Regions from separate parts of the Homo sapiens genome. Here region 2 is linked to region 1. A link is an interaction called in ENCODE POLR2A ChIA-PET data of the cell type or tissue named here. Cell type or tissue: endothelial cell of umbilical vein. All regions are shown on one strand. Each heading gives the region's core, and the rest is flanking DNA. Links, peaks and the distances in the headings are about the cores only. Region 1 overlaps RGS3 (regulator of G protein signaling 3). Region 2 overlaps C9orf43 (chromosome 9 open reading frame 43).

The links. Peaks named below come from ENCODE experiments on the same cell type or tissue, not always from the same donor. Only the 100,000 strongest peaks of a DNase experiment are listed, where the experiment ranks them.
Region 2: POLR2A ChIA-PET joins it to region 1 with 6 read pairs; 3 of 35 experiments call an interaction of 5 or more read pairs at or near these places.

The regions. Positions count from the first base shown.
Region 1 is chr9:113,480,443-113,488,769 of GRCh38, reverse strand. It overlaps RGS3 (regulator of G protein signaling 3), which reads right to left. Exons shown (of 23, transcript NM_001394167.1): 3 at 5,653-5,711; 4 at 4,538-4,632; 5 at 3,077-3,145. Among named protein-coding and RNA genes, the nearest start is that of RGS3, 21 kb to the right of the region's middle. In endothelial cell of umbilical vein, for the core only: no CTCF peak of the experiment used is centred there; DNase peaks (open chromatin) are centred at 3,219 and 4,269; H3K27ac peaks cover 1,451 bases.
Region 2 is chr9:113,426,661-113,434,987 of GRCh38, reverse strand. It overlaps C9orf43 (chromosome 9 open reading frame 43), which reads right to left. Exons shown (of 14, transcript NM_001278629.2): 12 at 6,765-6,841; 13 at 6,025-6,088; 14 at 5,298-5,816. The coding sequence ends at 5,602. Among named protein-coding and RNA genes, the nearest start is that of C9orf43, 20 kb to the right of the region's middle. In endothelial cell of umbilical vein, for the core only: no CTCF peak of the experiment used is centred there; a DNase peak (open chromatin) is centred at 3,597; H3K27ac peaks cover 623 bases.

The DNA.
Region 1 (8,327 bases), core at 323-8,322:
CCAAGGCCCTGATCCTCCTGAGCTTCGGGCTGGGACTGTGACCGTGAGTTTGGCTGTAGTTTGTTTAATAAGGCATCTCACTTTCCCAAAATAGGCAACACGTGGAGACACTGCCCCATGACGCTGACTCACTTTCCCTGGCCTCATTTTCTTTTCCAAAAGCCATGAAGGGCATGACCGGCTCCTTCTCCAGCAGTTTGGTGTCTGCCTCCACCCAAAGGGCTTTCTGGGCGTCCATATGCCTCTCTGACACTCTGCTGTCTCCTTCAGGACCTTCCCTTCATTGGCCTGTCCCTTCAAAGACAGGGAGCGGACCCTTGGTCCTTAGCATTCGATGACCTTCCTTGACAATCTCACTTGCTCAGAATTTCACCCACTGCCTTCCTGCTCATGGCTCCCATATCTCTGTCTTCCAAGTTCCAGGTAGGCAAAGGTGAGCCCTACTTCACAGCTCTGACCTGGCTCCCCTCCAAGCACCTGCATCTCACCGTATCCCAAGCTGACTCACCTCCACCTCCAGTAACTCTGTCTTAGGTGGAGACACCACCAGCCGCCCAGGAGTTACCCTTGACTTCTCACACTGCTCTCACAGCCAAATCACCACTAAGCACTACTGATTTAATCTCCTAAATATGGCCTGAGTCTGTTTTCCCCTCCCTAGCCCCAAAGCCTCTCTCTCACCTCAACCTTCCAAAGACCTACCAAAGTGATAGATCTAGAATGTGCATCCATCATTCCCTGGCTTGACACACTTCAGTATCTCCCAATGGCCAGACATTCCCAAACACCAAAGTGACTGCAGGAGGTTCACCCTGCAAACATGTTTAAATGCAGATTTCTCAGCCCTGCCCATGAAGAGTTGGATGTAATTAATCTGACGCGGCACCTAAGAATCTAGGTTCCTGACAAGCATCCCAAGGAATTCTGATGTATATCCAGGATCGAGAACCACCGGCCCTTAGGAGAAACCCCATACTCCAAAGAGAATCTACAGAATCATCTGACTTGGCTTATACCAACCTCTTCAGCTAATCTTTAGCCAGTCCCTACTTTGTACTTAACCTTCCAGCAACGTCAATGAGTTTGCAGATCCCTCCTCACTCCACTCTTGCCCTGCCCTTCCCTCTCTACTTTACTGGCTCTTTCTTCTGTCCTTTCACCTGTCCACCCATGAGTCAGTACAGTGTTGAGAGGAAAGACCCTGGGGTCCAACCACCTGGATTCCATCCCGGCTCTATTGTTAACTGGCTGTATGACCTTAGGCAAATTCCTAACCTCTCTAAACTTTAGTTTCCTCTTCTGAAAACTTAGGACAAAACCACACTCTTCTTAGAGCTGTTGTAAGAATTAAATGAGACAGGCCGGGCGCGGTGGCTCACGCCTGTAATCCCAGCACTTTGGGAGGCCGAGGCGGGTGGATCATGAGGTCAGGAGATCGAGACCATCCTGGCTAACAAGGTGAAACCCCGTCTCTACTAAAAATACAAAAAATTAGCCGGGCGCGGTGGCGGGCGCCTGTAGTCCCAGCTACTCGGGAGGCTGAGGCAGGAGAATGGCGTGAACCCGGGAAGCGGAGCTTGCAGTGAGCCGAGATTGCGCCACTGCAGTCCGCAGTCCGGCCTGGGCGACAGAGCGAGACTCCGTCTCAAAAAAAAAAAAAAAAAAAAAAGAATTAAATGAGACAATGCACTGTTAACCCCTGGCTCCAGGTCAGCACCCAGTCAGCAATTGCTATTGTTATTAACATGACGTCCCCCTCCTCACTCTCAGCTCCAAGTCTCTATCGGTGATCCGATAGGAAAGTCTTTGACCCTATGCATGCATCCCCAGCATGTTGTTGCCACAGTGATACCCAGGAAATGGCAGCTGGATGAATGAATGAATGAGGTTTATTGTACTATACTACCCTAGGATGAAAAGTGGATACTTTATTAAAAGAGAAATCCTTCGTTTTGTATGTTAAATACACCCCGATTTTAAAAAACATATTAGCTAATAACATTTAGAGTACTAAAGAGCATTGAACCCAAAAATGTTTTCCAGGTCTCAGCTGGTGACTTGAGCTGATTTTCATTCACGGAAGCCCCTTTTCAGTCACCATTCAGTGATGTGATTGCTCCGCAAATGATACTGACCATGGGGTATCCCAGATTCCTTAGGCTGCACCAGCCAAATGAGCCACTGCCGCTAACAGTGGGCCATGGCAGTGCATTGCTGTCACTCAACAGCCAATTCTCATGCTCACCTGCCCGGCACTCCTCCCCTGCTCCGCTCTAACTGCCGTCACTAATGGCCACTTCAGCCCTCCTGTGTCCTGCACTGCCTGCAAGATCAGCCTGTTTGGATTCTCCTACACAAAACTTCTATACTCCCTTACCTGGCCTCATCATGGCAGCCTTAGCTTACAGTGAGTATTTCTGCCTCCTTGCCTTTGCTCATGCTTTGCCCTGCCTGGAATGCCATTTCCAACCTTCTTCTTTAGTTGTCTTATTCTTCATCTGTGCCCAAGTTCAAAATTCCACTTTTTCCATGAAGCCTTCCTTGATCATCTCAGACCACAGTGAACTCTCCCTCTTCCCATACTGATGGCCTTTATTACTCATGTCATTCTTTTCTTCATGCAGCCAATATCTAATAAACATCTATATGCCAGGCACTAGGTACTGTGATGACTAAAAAAGAAATAGTCCTGTTTTTCAAGGTGCTTAGAGTCCTGTAGAACTGAGCACGTACATGTTGTTATTGTAATTTCTCTCCATGCAGTGCCTGGTGTCCCCACGTGAACAGTGGACACCTTGAGAATAAATTTCCATGTGTAGGCTGGTCGGCTTCCCCAGTGACCAGCACAGTGCCTTGTTTGATACCGAGTGCTCAGCAAATGCTCATTGATAACACAGTCCTTGGTAACACCTGGAATGATGGAGACTCAAGGAGGGGCAGCCTCTGCAATTTAGTATTGCCACTATCACTCATTTATCCAGAAAGCACTAATCGAACCCCTGGTGTATGCTGGCCACCTGGCTGTCACCCACTAGCCCAGAGCAGAGTCCCCCTCCAGCTCAGCAGCTCTCCTCACCTGGACTGGCTGGCCCTGTTCCACACAGTAACCAAGAGACGCTTCTGATCATCCTCCTCTTGGACAGGACTGCGAAATCAATCAGACCATCGGAGTGTTAGTAAGGGCTGAGCTCCAGGCCATAGCTGACTCATAGAGTCAGTCATAATTCCAAAAATGTGGAAGTAACGTCAACAGCTGGTTAAATAAACTATATTACAAATAAAGTAAGAGATGACTACCTCCATGCATAAAACAGTTTATATTATGTTGTTAAGGACAAAAAGGAGGTTACAACATGCTATTATAAAATAATTCCATTTTCGGGCCGGGCACAGTGGCTCATGCCTGTAATCCCAGCACTTTGGGAGACAGAGGTGGGCGGATCATGAGGTCAGGAGATCGAGACCATCCTGGCTAACACGGTGAAACCCCGTCTCTACTAAAAATACAAAAAAAATTAGCCAGGCATGGCGGCAGGCGCCTGTAGTCCCAGCTACTCCAGAGGCTGAGGCAGGAGAATGGCGTGAACCCAGGAGGCGGAGCTTACAGTGAGCCGAGATTGTGCCACTGCACTCCAGCCTGGGTGACAGAGCAAGACTCCATCTCAAAAAAAAAAATTCCATTTTTGTAAACATACACACACAGACATATACACACACACATGCAAACATACACACCCACACGCAAACATACACATTAAAAGGTCTGAAAAGGTCTGAAAAGGACCTTAAAAGGTCTGAAAAGAAATACAGTAGGGCGTATCTGTGAGTAGGAGGGCTATAGGTGTTTTCTATTTTCTTCTTTTTACTCATCTATATTTTCTATTTTCCTATCATAACCAAAACTACTTTATGTAGTAAGAGAAAAACCAAAATATTAATTTTCACTAATAGGAAAATACAAAATGTACATTACCTTCCCATTGGCCCCAGAGTTCAGAGATTGGGGAAAGAAATAATAACAATAATAGCTGGTACCCTGTGTTATGTTATACTGTCCCATTTATACCCCACAGCTCTCTGAGGTTGCTACTATTATTAGCCCCATTTTACAAATAAGGAAGCCAAGGCTCAGAGAGGTTAGAAAGTTGAAGTAAAAAGGGGGGCAGGGAGGCAAAACATCCTTCAGCTTGGAAAATTCCTTCGGCTAAAGGAGAAAGCTTGGCCCAAGGCACAGTGGGAAATTGCCTACACTTTTTATGGGCTGCCAGCCCCAGGCTGGGCATTTTAGTTATGAGAGCTAGCCAAGTGATACCTTATCACTGTGGACCTCGCTGCTGGGCCTGGTGCCAGGGATGCAAGGACACAAGTGAGTGAGAAAACAAAGACATCCTTTAGAAGGCACTGGTTTTTTTTGTTTTGGTTTTTTTTTTTTTTTTTTTTTTGCATAGATCTAGTTCTAGATTTGGCAAACAGAGCTGTTTCCAGATAAACACTCCTTCCCTCTCCTTTCTAGGGCCCAGCTGCACCAGACTCTTACAAGAAGAAGTGCTCGTGGAAAGCCGGGTCTCTGCAGTCTGGAACGGTCTGCGTCTTCTGGTGGCGTAGTCTACTATCTTCAGGGATCAAAGAAATCTTGAATTGGAAAAAAGGAAGCATGATTAGCGGATCTCATGGCCCACCTAAGCCCAGCAGCTGACTCTGCACATCTCCAAGTTAAAGGCTTCCCAGGGTCCTTCAAGTCAGCCTCTGCAGAGGACAGAATAGAGTCCCCTGTCAGATGCTGCAAGGGAACAAGGAGCCCAGGGCAAGAGACATTGGAGGCAGATGCCAGGACAGGGCCTCATGGTGGGTGGTACCAAAAAGGCAGCCACGGCCCAGCCAGAGCTGGGGTACAACTTTATCATCTCTGCTCTTCCCCCAAGCAGAGTGGTTTCCCCAGAAGCGAAAGGACTCCTCTCTTCTAAGGTCCCAGCAGCTGCTGAGTGCTCCCTTCACGAAGGCTCCAGGTCAGCCTCTGCCAAGGCCCCAAATCCATGTTCTCAACCCAGGGCTGTTCTAGCCCTGCTCCTGATAAATTCCTTGCCAGCAGGGGCTTCTGATCAGCCTGAAGGCTTCAGGAAGAATGCTGAGGGCCAGCACCTGGAACCCCAGCTGCCACACTTTAGGAAGCTCCTGGCCTTTGGCTCTCACTGAAAGTAGAGCCCCACCCCTATAAGGACCCTGTCTTTACAGCAAAAGCCCAACCCAGAAGGATCTTCCAGCCCTCAGAGACACTCCCTCCACTCTACTGCCCAAATCTGGCCATCCTGCCCCTAGTTTGGGGGGAAAGTGGGTGAAAACGGTGCTTTTCACAAGAGGTCTTGGGATTACCTGTGGATTTCAGCCATCCACATACTCACTGCCCACCTATATAGATGACCAAGATCGCCCTTAAGATTTTGGCTGTTGCAGGAAGCCCCAGGGACCCAGCCGAGCTAAGGGAATGGGTTTGTCCCAGCACTGGGCCCAATAAATGCCTATTGAGAAGATGAGTGAGATGGCAACTGCCTCCTCAAAGGTCACCAGCCCCACAGGTGTGCTGGGACCTTGGGACTGAGCCCAGTAACATGGCCCCTCAATATCCCACTCTCCATCTCCGGCCCCACCACATACCTTCACATACGGATCACAGGTGCCAGGCTGTTTGCTGATCAGGCCTTTACCTTCTATAACTAAAAGAGAATTCAGACATTGGGGTGGATGAATGGAAACATACACACACACACAGCGAGAAAGAGAGACACACATAGACATATCCATCCACACGAATAAAGAGACCTGAAAAGAAAAGCGTATCTGTGAGTAGCAGGGCTATGGCCCCTGCTACTAGGCCCTTAATCTGCATAACCACCATTGGCTATGAACCTGCTCTGGTCTAGGCCATTCCCACCATCTTCCACTCTCTGGCAGCACCCTCACCAATGCATTACGAGGTACATTCAATTCCCTGAATCTTACAGCTGGAAGAGAACTACAGTTTATAGAATCTAACCCTTCATGTAATGGGGAAAATGAGGCTTCGAGGGGAACCCAAGATAGTAAGAAACTTGCCCACAATCACAGAACAATGGGAATGACCGCTGGATTTGGAACCCATGTCTCTTGACTCCCGGCTCAGTGCTCTACCACACAAGACTGCCTTCTAGGAATGAAGGGGCCACTCACCATGTGCCATGAGCCATGCCGTGGCACTCACGGTGTGCCGTGAGCCGTGCTGTGGCTGGCGGACAGCACAGCACAGGAGTCACAAGCTGGGGCCTCAGGGGTGGACGGACCCAGGCATGAATCCCAGCTGCACCGCTTACTCACCATATAAGCTAGAGTGAGTTGCTTTGCATGGGACAGAATTTGCCATTTTTAATGGTTTAGTGATAATAACATGCACTTCACATGGTAGTTGTTCCAATTAAATGAGGTAATGTGCCTGAAGTGCTCAGAGGAGTGCCTGGCAAATAAGTAATTGCTCAAAAAATGTTTGCTAAAGAAAAATAATAATAAATAAAGGCAAGGGGAGAGGTGTGGGGTGGGTGCAGGTGTGGTCACAAGAGTAGGCAGCACCATTTGCCTGAGGTCTATAGAAAGAAGACAATAGACCTGATAGAACCTGAGCCTCAGTTCTATTTTCTTTTACGTCTGGATTTTTTTGTTTGTTTGTTTCTTGTTTTTTTTGTTTTTTTTTTTTTTGAGATGGAGTTTCGCACTTGTTGCCTAGGCTGGAGTGCAATGGCACGATCTCGGCTCACTGCAACCTCCACCTCCCGGGTTCAAGTGATTCTCCTGCCTCAGCCTGCCAAGTAGCGGGGATTACAGGCTTGTGCCACCACACCCGGCTAATTTTGTATTTTTCGTGGAGAGAAGGTTTCTCCATGTTAGTCAGGCTGGTCTCGAACTCCCGACCTCAGGTGATTGGCCCGCCTCAGCCTCCCAAAGTGCTGGGATTACAGGCGTGAGCCAATGCACCCAGCCTTACGTCTGGTTTTCATTGAGCCCTAGGGTTTGGCTCAGACAGTGCTCCCAGTAGTCTGAGGTGCAAGGCCTGGGAAACCAATGGAAGGAGTGGGGACCGGTGGGAAGGGATGAAGGGCCTGAGACTGGGGTGAAGCCAAAGCAAACTGTGCAGGACAAATGGAGTGGTGGAGGCCAAGATGCATTTTGCAAAAACTGTTTGCACAGCTGGAGTCAGGCCCTGGCAGGCAGAGAACACCCCTCTGCTGCTCCTTGGGAACTTCACGTTGGGCCCCCCATGGCCATGACCAGAGGACCCAGGCGCCTACTAGTCTACTCTGCCCAGTATCCTGGTTACTGTTCCTGTGTGCATCATTTCCCTCGAGGGCGTGGTTCTTGAGGGCAGGACCCAGGTCTGGTGACCTCCTGGGTCTCTCTGGCCAGCAGTGACAATGAACCACACCCAGTCCCTGTCCTCATTGCATTCTCAGTCTGGCAGAGAGGCCAGACACAGGTGGCACAGTATAGTCAGGGCTGTGACAAAGACACAAAGGAGAAAGCAATAAACCCAGCCCAGACAGGTGGGTCAGGGGGATGATTCCTGGAGGGGGAAATAATAAGGCAAAATGACCCTTCCTTCCTGAGTCTTAATGATGATGAAGGCAGGCATATTTCTTGCAAAATCAGAGCAGGTGGAGAGTTATTTTTCAAAAGGGGTTCAAAACAAAAGAAAGGTTATTCCAGGCACAGTGAACAGCAGGTGCAAAGGCACAGAGGCAGGAGCAAGCAAGATGTATTCAAGGGAGTGCATGTAACTGGATAGAGCTGGAGGTGGAGGGTACCGTCAGCGGCAAGAGCCAGGGAGGCTGGAGAGATAGACAGGGCCTTCTGGGCTAAACAGAAGAGTCCTGGCAGTGGGGGCCATGACAGCAACTCATGTAACTATTCATGTGCCGGATGGAAGGATGGACACATGGACAGACAAACAGGTGGAGTATGAACTCTTCCTGTGCTGTGCTCCAGCCATGCTAGACAGCTCTTCAAATGCATCCTGCTCTCTCTGACCCCCAGGCCTTTGCACTTGCTAGCCCTGTGCATGAAGTGCTAGCCACACCCTCCCTGCTCCTCTTTGCCTGGCTCAGGCCCATTCCTCCTTCAGGATACCGTGTGGGCATCACCCCCTCCGCCAAGTCTTCCCTGGCATCCCATCAACACCATCTAGACAGGGGTGGGTGCTTCTCCTTGGTGTTCCCAGCCCCTAGCACAGAGCTAATGCTCAATCGCTATTTTTGGAATGTATGGTTTTCTTTTTTTTTTTTTTTTTTTTGAGACGGAGTCTCGTA
Region 2 (8,327 bases), core at 31-8,030, 53 kb after region 1:
ATAACTAGACAACATGATCAAGTAGGATTTATCCCAGGAACACAGATTGGCTTAACATCCAAAATTCAATTAATGTAATATACCATATCAATAGAAGAAAAACCAGCCGGGCACGGTGGCTCACGCCTGTAATCCCAGCACTTTGGGAGGCCAAGGTGGGTGGATCATGAAGTCAAGAGATCAAGACCATCTTGGTCAACCTGGTGAAACCCCATCTCTACTAAAAATACAAAAATTAGCTGGGCGTAGTGGCACGTGCCTGTAGTCCCAGCTGCTTGGGAGGCTGACGCAGGAGGATCACTTGAACCCAGGAGGCGGAGGTTGCAGTGAGCCAAGATCGCACCATTGCACTCCAGCCTGGGTGACAGAGCAATACTCCGTCTCAAAAAAAAAAGAAAAGAAAAACCAAAAATACATGATCATCACAATATCACAATAGATGCAGAAAAAGCATTTACAAAATCCTATGCCTTTTCATGATTACAAACAAACAAACAAACAAAACACACACACGCACTCAACAAACTAGGCATAAAAGGGAACTCAAGATTGGGTATACCGTGGCTCACACCTATAATCCCACCAGTCTGGGAGGCTGAGACAGGAGGAACACTTCAGCCCAGGACTTTGGCAACATCGCAGGACTTTGGCAACATCGCAAGACCTTGTCTCTACTAAAAATAAAAACAAAAAAATTAACCAGGCATGGTGGTGCACTTGTGGTCCCAGCTGAGGTGGGAGGATCACCTCAGCCCAGGAGGTCGAGGTTGCAAGCAATGAGCTATAATTGTGCCACTGCACTGCAGCCTGGGCAACAGAGTGAGACCCTGTCTCAAAAACAAAAAAAAAAAAAGAAAAAGGAAAAAGGTAGTGCCAAGCATGGTGGCTCACGCTTGTAATCCCAACACTTTGGGAGGCCAAGGCAATAGGAGCACTTGAGCCCAGGAGTTCAAGACCAGCCTGGGCAACAAAGTGAGACCCCATCTCTACAAAAAATACAACAAAGTAGCCAGGCATGGTGGCACACACCTGTAGTCCCAGCTACTCAGGAGGCTGAGCTGGGAGGATGGCCTGAGCTCTGGGAGGTCAAGATTGCAGTGAGCCATGATGGTGCCACTGCACTCCTGCCTAGGCAACACAGTCTGTCAAAAAAAGAAAAGAAAAGAAGGAAGGAAGGAAAAGAAAAGAAAGAAACCGAGAGATTAAAAGAGAGAGGAAGGAAGGAAGGAAGGGAGGAAAGAAGGAAGGAAGGAAGGAAAGAAAAGAAAAAAAAGAAAAGAAGAAAACAGGGAACTCAGTATAATAAAGTGCTTCTATGAAAAACTCAAAGTGAACATCATACTTAATGGTGAAAGACTGAATGCTTTGCCCTAAGATCAAAAATAAAACAAGGATGTCTACTCTCTTCATTTCTATTCAACATTGTACTAGAGGTTCTAGCCAGGACAATTAAGCAAGAAAAAGAAATTAGAAGCATGAAGATTAAAAGGAAAGAAACAAAAACATCTCTATTTGCAGATGATATAATCTTGTATATAGAAAATCCTAAGAAGAGCTTCCAGATAGCTGAACACATGGAGATTCCTGGAGGGTGGCGTGCCCAGGGAAATCATGGAAGCCCCTTCCCCCATACCTCGACCTACACATTTCTTCATCTGTATCCTTTGTAGTATAATAAACCAGCAAGTGGGCAGGTGCAATCTTAGTTCCTGCTGGATGAAAGGAATGATAAGCCAAAAACAAGTTGGGCTGCATGTCAGAAGGCATCTTTCCCCACTTTGCCTGCAGGAGCATCACATTAGAAAAACACACTTCACTCATGAAGGGGAAGCCTCAGGACCATGTGACCACCCTGAAGTCACCTTGACATGTTAGGGATGAATTTAGAAGAGGACAATGATGGGGTTCAGGACATGCAACCCCAAAATATGGCACCTTGGCATTTGAAAACATGGCAGAACCAGGAAGGTCACTCTCATCATTCCCTCTTCTCCCCAAAACAAGTTTCTCATTTTGAGAGGGACCCTCCCTATACCTAAAGGGAAGGAATATCCTTAGCTCTGAAGACACAAGGGACACAAAGAAGAATCTACACAAACACGCCTTGCTAAGTTCCCCCAGTTTATTACCATTAGATCATACTCTTTTGTCCTCCAATCATATTTCTCCACAACTGTCTACTCTCCATCAAACAGCATAAAAATACCCAGGTTTCCCTGTGTTTTTGTCTTCACCTCCATAGGAAGGCTCCCATGTCATGTAAAACTTATATTAAATAAACGTGTGTGCTTTTCTCTTGCTAATCTGTCCTTTGCTATATATGTCTCTGTCATTAACCTAGCAACATGTGAGAAAAGAAATCTTTCCTCTGTCCCCAACAACACTATCAATAAAGGCGAAACACTCCAAAAAAGAAAAAGAAAATAATAAGAAATCCACTAAAAAACTACCAAAACTAAGTAACAAGGTAAGTAATGTTGCGGGATACACGATCAATATACAAAAATCAGGCAAAGATCATTATTGGCCACTAAGACCAGAGAAGAGACACCCAGACATTAAGGGCCTCCTGATGGAAGAACATAATGCCATCTATGAAATTTTCTTGCAAAAAAAAAAAAATACCATGAAGCAGCTCAAGCCTCTGGATCTAACAGTTTGCAGGAAATAAAGAGAATGAAGAAATGTGTTAAACAACACCATGAGGATACAACTGGAAAAATCAAGAATGTAGGAATCTACAGACCAAACAACCCAGTTTCTTCAGCAAATAAATTGCAAGAAAAGAAAAATGAAAAAGGAGAAAGTGGGACCTATAGATTAAAGAATTTTAGGGGCCAGGTGGCTCCCTCCTGTAATCCCAGCACTTTGGGAGGCCAAGATGGGAGGATTACTGGAGCCCAGGAGTTTGAGACTAGCCTGGGCAACATAGCAAGACACCATCTCTACAAATAATAAAAAAAAAAAAATTAGCCAGGCATGGTGGCGCATGGCTGTGGTCCCAACAATTTGAGGCAGGAGGATCATCTTAGCCCACGAGGTCGAGGCTTCAGTGAGCCGTGATCGTGCCACTGCACCCCAACCTGGGTAACAGAGTGAGACCCTATGTCAAAAAAAAAAAAGAAAGAAAGAAATTTTTGAGTGTATCAACCAAATACAATTTATGGGCCTTATTTGGATTCTAGTTTGAAGGTATCAACTGTGAAAAGAAATTAATAATAGAGGGAAATTTGAATTTGCCTGGATATTTGATATTAAGCAGCTATGATTAATTTTCGTAGTTATTTTTAACACTTTTCTTTTAGAAGTGTATGCTGAAATATTTATGGATAAAAATGACCTTTGCTTCAGATAACCTTGTTCAGGATGGGGGTGTGTGTATATGAAACAAGATTGGTCACAAATTGATAATTCTTAGGTAATGGACACATGGGATCTCATTAACTTTTATATGTTTCCAACTTTCCTGATTATAAAAAACATGGAGCCAGCATCCCTGGGACCCACATTAATCAATTACAGAGGAAGACAGACAGCACACCAGGAAGGAGAGGAAGTCAGACTCTGGTTAAATATGATGATGAATAACCTACCATTGTTTCTGGAGAATGAGGTGAGAGAACAGCAGACTGGAATAATGAAAAGAGCTCTGACCTAGCACTAGGAGACCCAGATTCCAGCTTAGCCCCACTTCCCAGCTCATGAGCTCAGTCAAGACAAATCCCCTCTCTGAGCCTTGCTATCCTTACCTTTAAAATGGGACTGCAAATTAATGATCTCTACATTGTGGGGTTAAATTCTTCCTCCTTAAAATTTGTCCCAAATGATGGCTCTGGACAGTCCTAATGTTTTGCAGGACTCAGGATAAGTGTACAAAAACAGGTCTACTAACCATGTCTGAACATTTAAAAACTATAAATTAAGCTAACAAATTGTTAAATAAAACATGTTCTAACTTGCTACCTTGACCAGTATACCTTCATGATCTAGAAAGCCAGGTTCATTCAAAATCCACAGATTCCTTGAGGTTCCACACTAACATGCAGCACTAGAAGAACCAGCCCTCACTTCTCATCCCCATGATCCCATCCTTACTGGGAAAGGCAACAAATGCTGATACCCCAGTCTATCTGTCCAAGCTCTGGGCACATCCCTCTCCAAATACCCTCCTCTTACCCCCTTGAACCCAGCAGCACACACACTGGTGGGATAGTCCACTCTTGGGAGATGGACCCACAAAAGAGGCCTGCAGAAGCCATGGAAGTAGGCAAGAGGCCACTGGGCAGGGAATTCCAGGGTTCCAAATACCAGGAACAAAGTCTAAAAGGGGAGTCACAGACTCCAGCTAGGTGTACGTCCACTTGGCTCTGCAGATTTCTCTGCCGTGAGGGGCAGCACAGCCAGAACACCAGAGGACTTTCTAAAGCACGGGGCCAAGGGCCTTCCTTGCCCAGATCTAAGATACTGAATACATCAAAGTTTCATTATATTATTCTCTTTCCTTTTACGTAATTTTGAAATTTTTACATTATATCTTTTTAAGGACTAAAACATGAAAAAAAAAAAACCTCCAAAACCAAGTTAGAAGTTCTCTCAGACTCTGAAATTCTGAGCCTTTATGAGCATCACTGAAACTTTCCTGTGCAGACTCAGTTCCTTAGAAACTAGAGCTTTTTGCCGGGTGCGGTGGCTCACACCTGCAATCACGGCACTTTGGGAGGCTGAAGTGGGTGGCTCACCTGAGGTCAGGAGTTCGAGACCAGCCTGACCAACATGGAGAAACCCCCATCTCTACTAAAAATACAAAATTAGCCAGGCATGGTGGCGTATGCCTGTAATCCCAGCTACTCGGGAGGCTGAGGCAGGAGAATCGCTTGAACCCAGGAGGCGGAGGTTGCGGTGAGCCGAGATCATGCCATTGCACTCCAGCCTGGGCAACAAGAACAAAACTCCATCTCAAAAAAAAAAAGAAAGAAACTAGAGCTTTTGGCTGGGCACAGTGGTTCATGCCTGTAATCCCAGCACTTTGGGAGGCTGAGGAGGGAGGACTGCTTGAGCCTAGGAGCTTAAGACCAGCGACACAATGAACATTATTTGATAACAATGTAGATCCCATCTCCAAAAGAAACCATTTCTAGGGAATGAGAGGAAAATCTAGGGAGCATCATGGCAGCTCCCATGAGCCAAATTCAGCCTCCTACAACTGGAAACCTTTCAGAACTTCAGAGATAAGAGTGACCCAGAAAACAGATACCAAGAAACATCTTTCCCTTCCTCCTAGAAACAGAAAATAAGTCTTTTGATTGAAAAGCAGTTGTGTTTAATCACCAAAATTATTCTGACCCTAATGGAAAGGAAATAATCTAAATTTAAAAAGGCTGGGGATTTTTCTCCTACATTTATTTTAGAGGCAAGTAGAGGTGAACAAAGAAAATGGAATCCCTAAGCTCAGAGCTCAGGCCCTGGTAAAGGCTCCAGAGAGCAGAAGCCCCTCTCCTCTTGCCCTTATGTGAAACGTTGCTGCCCTCAGGATACCAGCCATCCCGCTTTGGAACACGGCTGCCCCAGGGGATGCCTTCAGTCTATTCCTCCAGAGGCTTCTCACTCTGCCCCAGAGGACTGGTCCTCCTCATCCTCATCATCAGTGTCCTGAAGAATCCTAAGTAGTTTGAGCTCAGAGTTCCAGCCTGTGCTAGCCATAATTTCTGAAAAGTTAAAGGAGATCTTCTTTTGCCTGGCAGCCTGGGCTTCTGGCACAGCGTCCACTGGAGCACTAATGTCCTTGTTAGTGGGTTCTGTTTCATACAATTCAGGACCTAAAAGAAGATGCAGTCATTAATTGCACCTGTAAACTCCTCTCAACTACAACAAATGGAGGACAGAAAAGGAAAAATGGGGTGTTTTTAGGACTTCTCTGAGATAGAGGAACTGTGCCTTCAGGGAGGTAAACTATCCTGGTCAACACAGGTTCAACTCTCCCTATCCTCAGTCACTTACTAAGGTTCCTCTACTCTAGTAACTTACTTTTTACACTGTGGTGGAAATCCGCATGGTCATAGTAGTTCATCTTTGGTCTCTCCGTGGAATCCTGAAATTCATTGGGGTATAAGGAAATTTGAATCAAGACTTTAGGAAACTAAAAGGATTTTTCTAAAAGATGCTTCTCTTGGAGAAATTAACATCTAAGATGAGCCAGAGACCCACCTCTTGGGACTGAAGAGAAGCTTTTACCACACGTTCTTTGCCCTCCATGCTGTCCAAATGAACCTAGAACCACTCCTTCCCATTCCCTGCAGTCAACTAAGGGCAGACGGCCTCCAAAGATGGCTTCCAACAATTCCTCCCATTCTGGTATGCACATGCTGTTCCTCCCATCAGGAGATAGGGCCTATTTCTTCTCTTATTTACTCTCTGGGATGGACTTGTGGCTTCTTTGGCCAAGAAAATGTGGCACAAGTAACACTGTTTTAGTTCCAGGCCCATCCCTTAAGAAACTGCTTTCATGAAACTGCTTTCATGAGACTACTATGCTATCAAAAAGCCCAAATAAGCCACATGCAGAGGCCTCAGGAAGGAAAACCAGCAACTTGGCCAACAGCCTCAGCCCAGCTGCATTAAGTGACCTCAAGCAGGAGAAGAACAACTGTCCAGTCAACCCACAGAATCATTAGCAATAGCAAATCATTATGGTTAAGCTTTGGGGTTGTTACATAGTAATAGATAACTGAAACTGGGTCCTAGCAGAGGCCTTGGTACACTCTCACCTGTTTCGAAGTGGTTCCTTTTTCCATCTGCTGCTGCTGCTTCATGTCACTGTTCTGACCTGGCAGAGTTCTGTAACCTAGTAACCAAAGAGTCCATTCAATCTTCCTCTTATTACCATATCATACCCTATTTGGGGGCTTCTAGGTGACCCCTAGTCTACAAGTGACTCTGCATCCAGGAAAAGACAAGACCTTGATGGCAGGTAAAAGGTAGTTAGACCTTCTGAGTTCTACTTGAGATTCTGCTCACCTGGGACTGTAACTTCATCTATTACAGAATTAGAGATTACGCTCAAGTGTGTGTTAAAAGACCCAGGATTCCTCCAAGAAACCCTAATCTACTTTTTCACAGCATATGAATACTCCTCTTACCAGAATGTGACTCATCTTCTTGCGCCATCCCTCATGTACCCATAAACAAAGCAAAAACAAAAACCTCTAGTTTTATGTTTCTTTTGCATCAGCTGCTTCCCCAACTAGTCCCTAGGTAGATTCATTCATTCTTTTCTCAATCTCCCTTTCCCTAAACAAACATCTTCCAAGCTGCCACCAGAGGTATTATGCTAAATTATAGCATTTCCATGGACTCCCTACCAGCACTGGTTCTCACCTTAGCTGTACACTGGGAGAAATGAAGAGCTTTAAAAAACAAACAAACAAAAAACACTGAGGCCTAGTTCCTACCATCAGAAATTCTGACTTAATAGCTGGGACACAGTCTGAGTATTAGAGTTTTAAAAGCTTCTTGGCTGGGCGCAGTGGCTCACGCCTGTAATCCCAACATTTTGGGAGGCCGAGGCGGGCAGATCACCTGAGGTTGGGAGTTCGAGACCAGCCTGACCAACATGGAGAAACCCCGTTTCTACTAAAAATACAAAATCTTAGCCAGGCGTGGTGGTGCATGCCTATAATCCCAGCTACCGGGGAGGCTAAGGCAGGAGAATTGCTTGAACCTGGACCCAGAAGGCAGAGGTTGTGGTGAGCCGAGATCACACCATGGCACTCCAGCCTGGGCAACAAGAGCGAAACTCCGTCTCAAATAAATAAATAAATAAAAGCTTCACAATTGGTCTTAGTGTACAGTCAAGGCGGAGCACCACTGGCCTGGATGATAAAGGTCAAAAGACTTAGCAGTCCATACAAGCCCCTGCCTACCTCTTTGGTGTGATAGACCACTCTCCCTTAAATACCCAACCCCACAACCACACTCAACTGCTCAGTGTTTCCTGAGCAGCTGTGATCCTCCTAGATGCCTTTGCACAGGCTATTCCCTCTCAAGAGTTCTTTCCCATATCAGGAAAACTCCCACACATACTCAAGATTCAATGCAAAAATCATCTCTTCCATAAAGCCTTTCTCAACTCAGTGAGGACAGGCCACTGCTCTATGAACATGACTCACAGAGGCACCCCAGTCACCCAAGCAAAATTGCTCCTATTGGAGGCATTGGGAAGGGGTACAAAAGGCACCAGAACGGAATTCAGGGGAGTGGTAGTGGTCACCCTAGATGGAGTGTTAACCTTGGATACATCACCTCCTGCCCGGGGCCAAGCCCTGATTCTG